Linked DNA regions of Homo sapiens: region 2 is linked to region 1. Evidence: chromatin contacts called from ENCODE Hi-C or POLR2A ChIA-PET data. All regions are on one chromosome and are shown on one strand. Each heading gives the region's core, a stretch centred on a gene start or an enhancer-like site at or near the end of the contact. The rest is flanking DNA. Distances are from core to core; before and after follow the strand shown. Region 1 overlaps LOC124903679 (a long non-coding RNA gene). Region 2 has its middle 30 kb from the start of MIR4519.

Region 1 (2,988 bases), core at 362-2,861:
CACTGTACTCCAGCCTGGGTGACAGAGCGAGACTCTGTCTCAAAAACAAAACAAAAACCCAGATGTGGTGGCATGTGTCCATGGTCCTAGCTACTTGGGAGGCTGAGGCAGAAGATTGCTTGAGCCCAGGAGTTTGAGGCTACAGTAAGCTATGATCACACCACTGCATTCCAGCCTGGGGGAAAGAATGAGGCCCTATCTCTAAAAAAAAAAAAAGAAAGAAAGAAAGAAAAGAAAAGAAAAAAGAAAAAGAAAAAAATGTGAAAGCATCTGTCGTTCTCTGGCACACACTAGGTGCTTGATGCCTTTGATGCCTATCAATTTCCCTCTCTGTCCTTTCTTTGGGAAACTACTTCTCCCAATATAACTTCAAGAGTTTGAAGTTGTATTTTTTTTTTTTTTTAATTGAGACGGAGTCTTGCTCTGTCGCCGAGGCTGGAGCGATCTCGGCTCACTGCAAGCTCCGCCTCCCGGGTTCACGCCATTCTCCTGCCTCAGCCTCCGGAGTAGCTGGGACTACAGGCGCCCGCCACTACGCCCGACTAATTTTTTTGTATTTTCAGTAGAGACGAGGTTTCACCGTGTTAGCCAGGATGGTCTCGATCTCCTGACCTCGTGATCCCCCCGCCTCGGCCTCCCAAAGTGCTAGAATTACAGGCATAAGCCACCATGCCCAGCTAATTTTTGTATTTTTAGTAGAGATGAAGTTTCGTCATTTGGCCAGGCTGGTCTCGAGCTCCTGACCTCAAGTGATCCGCCTGCCTCAGCCTCCCAAAGTGCTGGGATAACAGGCTTTAGCCATCGCGCCTGGCCATTGGCTCCAATAAAAAAAAGAAAAAGAAAAAGAAAAGAAACACTCTTTGCCAGTTGAAACACATTTCCCAGTTGCATCTGCCAATCTGTGACCTCTACTTAGGGAACCAAGATAGATCAGGTTAGAGAGGTAGGCTTGAGCCAGGTTTCAAATCCTCTTGAGAGGTGGGCTTGAGCCAGGTTTCAAATCGTCTTGAATGCCAAGCTGAGTTTTGACTTGAACTCACAGGCAGTGAGTAAATCACTAAAAGGTATTTTTGGAACGAGGGGTGGCCTGAGGCAAGGATTTGGGGACTCCTTGTAGTGGAGTTTCACGTGAAATAAAAGGGAGAGGCAGGCAAGGTTGCAGGTTGTTGCAACGACACAGGTTTGCGGCAGTACGGCTGAGGGAGGGCTGGAAAGACGGGTTGGATGGAAAAGATGAAGCATAAAAGTATGGTCAAGGGAGGACGAGGGAAGCGGACGGAAAGCAGGAGAGAAAAACTGAGGTTCCGATTTGATTGAGAATGAACCCTCTCTCGGGAGGAGGGGCCAGGTAGTTTAGTTTGGTGCTGGTAGTGCTGAGTTTGAGAAGCTGACCCCAAAATCTGGTCTTGACCGCAACACGGAGTGGGGCCTGAGCTCCTCGGTGCAGCCCCAGCTCCGCTACTCGCTGCTGAACGACCTTGGACGAGCCCATGTCTAAATCAGACTTGATAAAGGAGTCGCCTCTAAGGAGGAACTGGGATCCCCTCCTTCCCAGGCTGGTGCTCGGGAGGGTGGAGGATGGAAGGAGCGGGTCCTTCCCCCAGGGAGCTCGGGGTCTACAGCAGGGCGGGGAAGCGGCCCTTCCAGAAGAGGCAGGAGAGGGTCGCTCCCTCGGCCAGCCTCGGGCCGCCTGGGCTTTACTGGGAAAAGCAGCCGAGGTCCTGGAAGAGTCGCGCCCCGCGGCCCCCGAGGAGAGCCGCGGCCCTCTCCTTGCCTCCCCAGCGCCTGATTCTCCCTTGCTGGAATTCGGGAGTCAGGGATGCCTTTGGGGAATCCCTTCCCCTCCTTCGGTCCTCGGCACTGCCTCTGAGCTCGGAGGCCCCGGTCGCCTGGGCCCGGACGCCGGCCCGGACGCCAGCCCGGGAAGCAGCAGGTCAGGAGCGGGAGCCGGAGCCAAAGCTGGACCCAGGCCGGAAGTGCGGCGCCCTCCGTGGGCCTCTCTAGGAGCGGAGGCGACCGCGTCTCAGTGGGAATAACCCCTTCAGCTCCGGGAGGCCGTCGCCGCGTGAGGTGTTCGCTCGCTTTCCTCCTGAGAAGGGCCGAATGATGGCCGCTAGTCACTCTGGGGACATTTGGAGGATTGAATGCCTGTAACCGCGCAGGGCCCACGGCCTGGGTTTCCATCCCCGATCCGCCTCATGGCTGAGCTCCTCGGACAAGTTATTCAACCTCTCTGAGTCACAGCTTTCTTCCTTGCAAGGGGTTGCTGTAAGGATTCCATGAATTAATGCATGTGCAGCACTCAGAAGAGAGGCTGGACCCCGCGTGGTGGCGCGCGCCTGTGATCCCAGCACTGGGAGGCCAAGGCGGGAGGATAGCGTGAGCCCAGAGGCTTGAGGCTGCAGTGAGCTATGATCACGCCACTGCATTGCAGCCTGGGTGACAGTGAGACACTGTCTGGAGGGGAAACAAAAAAGCTATATATCATTTTTTTCCATTATTTATACTCTGCTATAAAAGAACTTTTGGTGGAGGGTCACGTTTGAGACATGAGAATAAGAAACATGATAAAAATGATAGTAATAACTGCTATTTACTGAGAGCCTTCTGTGTGCTAGGTTCCTTACACACCTTATCTCTATAACCTCAGGGCAATTCTGTGAAGGGAATGTTAATATTATTCCCATTTTATGGATTAAGAAACGGGTTAGGCCAGGCGTGGTGGCTCACGCCTGTAATCCCAGCACTTTGGGAGGCCGAGGCAGGTGGATTACAAGGTCGGGAGTTCAAGACCAGCCTGGCCAACGTGATGAAACCCCCTCTCTACTGAAAGTATAAAAATTAGCCGGGTGTGGTGGCGGGCGCCTGTAATCCCAGCTACTTGGGAGGCTGAGGCAGGAGAATCGCTTGAACCCAGGGGGCAGAGGTTGCAGTGAGCCGAGATCACACCACTGCACTCCAGCCTGGGCGACAGAGTGAGGCTCCGTC
Region 2 (3,300 bases), core at 435-2,934, 39 kb before region 1:
GCCTGGGCAATATAGTAAGACCTCATCTCTACAAAAAATAAAGATAAATTTTAAGCCGGGCGCAGTGGCTCATGCCTGTAATCCCAGAACTTTGGGAGGCCTAGGTGGGCGGATCACGAGGTCAGGAGATCGAGACCATCCTGGCTAACACAGTGAAACCCCGTCTCTACTAAAAATACAAAAAAATTTAGCCGGGCGTGTTGGTGGGCGCCTGTAGTCCCAGCTACTCGGGAGGCTGAAGCAGGAGAATCTCTTAAACCCAGAAGGCGGAGCTTGCAGTGAGCTGAGATCGCGCCACTGCACTCCAGCCTGGGCCACAGAGTGAGACTCCATCTCCAAAAAATAAATAAATAAATAAATAAATAAATAAATAAATAAATTTTAAAATTAGCCAGGCATGGTGGTGCAAACCTGTGGTCCCAGCTACTGAGGAGGCTGAGGCTGAAGGATCTTTCTTTTTTTTTTTTTTTGAGATGGAGTCTCGCTCTGTTGCCCAGGCTGGAGTGCAGTGGCGTGATCTCAGCTCAGCTCACTACAACCTCTGCCTCCCGGGTTCAAGCAATTCTCCTGCCTCAGCCTCCGGAGTAGCTGGGACTACAGGCACCTGCCACCATGCACAGCTAATTTTTGTATTGTTAGTAGAGACGGGGTTTCACCACGTTGGCCAGGCTGGTCTCGATCTCCTGATCTTGTGATCCGCCTGTCTCGGCCTCCCAAAGTGCTGGGATTATAGGCATGAGCCACTGCGCCCAGCTGAAGGATCTCTTGAGCCCAGGAGTTTGAGGCTGCAGTGAGCTGTGATTGCACCACTGTACTCCAGCCTGGGCAACAGAGTGCTGTCTCAATAAAAAGAAAAAAAAAAAAAGAATGCAGAAATACAGAGGTGGCAGATATAAAGATCAGCTACTATCCCCGGGGCTGAGATACAGTATCCAATGAAGAATCTTCTCCCACAAGGGCTGAGATCCAGATGTCATTTGAAAGGCATGGCAGAGAAGCCACTGACATGCCTCACCAAATGAGACCTCCTAGAAATCTGCCCTCTGGGGTATCAGGTGAAGCTGCTATTCCACCAAGCACTGTTGGAACCAAGAACTGTAGGAAACTCACTCTGCAGGAGCCCATTGCTGGAAAGAGCTTTGCCAGTGCAAGGATCAAGCACTGTAGAGAGTCAGGCTATTAGAGGAGTCAAGCACGAGAGCATGCAGACTCAGCGAGAGCCCAGTGCCTGAGGAAGCTCTACCCATACAGGAACCAAGTGGCAGAGAAAGCCATGCTTTCTACCTGTTAGATAAAGTGCGCTTGGTGAGAGCACAGTGCTGGAGAAAGCTAGACTGCTACAGAAGCCAAGTACTGGAGAAGCGTGCTCTGCCAGAGTTCAGTGCTAGAGAAAGCCAATAAAGGTCAGGACCAGTGGTGGGTGTGCAAAAACTATCCAAGTGCCAGGAGCCACTCACAGCAAAGGCGGCATGTGGTATGGGATTTGTGGTGTCCATATTGGGGGAGGGAACGTGGTAAAGTGTTGCAAACTGGGGTCTTTGAGCCTCCCAAGGACTTTTCACTCTGGACATGCATCTAGGGCAGAGAACCACTGGGATCTGCCCCTGAAAAACTGCAGCAAGAGCAAGAAAAATGAAACCTCAACAGGACCAGAACCAGGAAGAGCTTCCCCTTCTTCTTGCAATGTCCCACCAGCGCCCTCTACTGACAAAGCATAACATCATGTTCTTTGCAAGGAGAAATGTATTAGAAGTCCAGCCCGTTATCTTAGAGCAGGTACTGGAGGGTGACATTTAGAGCTGAGACAACTGATTGAAAACTGACATAGTGCCAGAATCCCCACATAGGCTCTCTGACTCATAGACTGAAGGTCAATATGACAGGAAGGCCTAAGTGAAAGCCCCTGGAACTTCCCCTCCCTACAGAGAAAAGAAGCCAGTAGAAATACCACATTCCTGAGGGAAGCACAGAGATTAATGCCACCATCAAAAAATTAAAAGAAGCAAGGGTGATGACACCTATCACATGCTCATTTAACCCACCAGTGTGGCCTGTGCAGAAGTCAGATGGATCTCGGAGAATGACTGTGGACTATCATAAACTTTATCAGATGGTGACTCCAATTGTAGCTGCTGTTCCCAGATACAGTATCTTTCTTGGAGCAAATTAGTATTTGTAAGGCTGCTAGTTTGTTTGTTTTTTCCCTTTTTTTTTTTTTTTTTTTTTTTTTTGAGACGGAGTCTCACTCTGTCACCAGGCTGGAGTGCATTGGTGCCATCTGGGCTCACTGCAACCCCTGCCCCCTGGGTTCAAGCAGTTCTCCTGCCTCAGCCTCCCGAGTAGCTGGGACTACAGGTGCGCACCACCACGCCCAGCTAATTTTGGTATTTTTAGTAGAGACGGAGTTTCACCATGTTGGCCAGGATGGTCTTGATCTCTTGACCTTGTGATCCGCCTGCCTCGGCCTCCCAAAGTGCTGGGATTATAGGCATGAGCCACCACGCCCGGACTTTTTTTTTTTTTTTTTTTTTTTTTTTTGAGGCAGAGTCTCGCTTTGTCGCCAAAGCTGGAGTGCAATGGTGCGATCTCAGCTCACTGCAACCTCTGCCTCCCGGGTTTAAGAGATTCTCCTGCCAAGCAGCATCCCAAGTAGCTGGGATTACAGGCATGTGCCACAATGCCTGGCTATTCTTTGTATTTTTAGTAGAGATGAGGTTTCACCATATTGGCCAGGCTGGTCTCCAACTCCTGACCTCAAGTGATCCACCCACCTCAGCCTCCCAAAATCCTGGAATTACAGGCATGACCCACAGTGCCCGGTCTATGCTGCTAGTTTTGAGCAGGGACTGGAGCGAGAGAAGGCTCTGCAGCAAGTCCAGGCTGCATTACATCACATGCTGGTCTACTGTGTGGTGCTTGAGATCCAGCAGATCCGGTAACGCTCAGTGTCCATGGCAAACATGGCAAACACCAATAGAAGAATCCACTCCTTCACACCAACTTTTTTTTTTTGTTTTTTGAGTCAGGGTCTCACTCTGTCACCGAGACTGGAGTGCAGTGGCATGATCACAGCTCACTGCAGCCTCAACCTCCCAGGCCCAAGTGACCCTCCTACCTCAGCCTCCCAAGTAGCTGGGACTACAGGCATGTGCCACTACGCCTAGCTAACTTTTTCATTTTTAGTAGAGACAAGGTCTCACTATGTTGCCCAGGCTGGTCTCAAACTCCTGGTCTCAAGTGATCCTCCTGCCTCAGCCTCCCAAAGTGCTGGGATTACTGGCATGAGTCACGGCACCCAGC

What was found. A loop is a pair of places that touch in the nucleus more often than their neighbours do. ChIA-PET counts read pairs that join two places held with the same protein, here RNA polymerase II (POLR2A). Pooled maps may share reads with other maps.
Region 2: a loop to region 1 is called in a pooled map, with 2.3 times the contacts of the local background. The contact joins two enhancer-like sites. A Hi-C loop is called at or near these places in 5 of 168 maps with a recorded cell type or tissue (Caco-2, HCT116, HepG2 and 2 more), 3 of 37 single-sample maps with no recorded cell type and 12 of 50 pooled maps. POLR2A ChIA-PET finds 5 or more read pairs at or near these places in 31 of 52 experiments (A549, B cell, BJ and 26 more).

What each region holds. Positions count from the first base shown.
Region 1 is chr16:30,804,599-30,807,586 of GRCh38, reverse strand. All of the region lies in intron 1 of LOC124903679 (a long non-coding RNA gene), which reads right to left. Among named protein-coding and RNA genes, the nearest start is that of ZNF629, 19 kb to the right of the region's middle. RefSeq lists silencers at 1,850-1,939, 2,080-2,139. Within about 2 kb of position 1,611, at least 36 of the 41 ENCODE cell types and tissues checked have a DNase peak (open chromatin) inside an H3K27ac peak, as active enhancers do.
Region 2 is chr16:30,843,280-30,846,579 of GRCh38, reverse strand. It overlaps a transcript of BCL7C not described here. Among named protein-coding and RNA genes, the nearest start is that of MIR4519, 30 kb to the left of the region's middle. RefSeq lists enhancers at 1,730-1,829, 1,870-1,959. Within about 2 kb of position 1,684, at least 9 of the 41 ENCODE cell types and tissues checked have a DNase peak (open chromatin) inside an H3K27ac peak, as active enhancers do.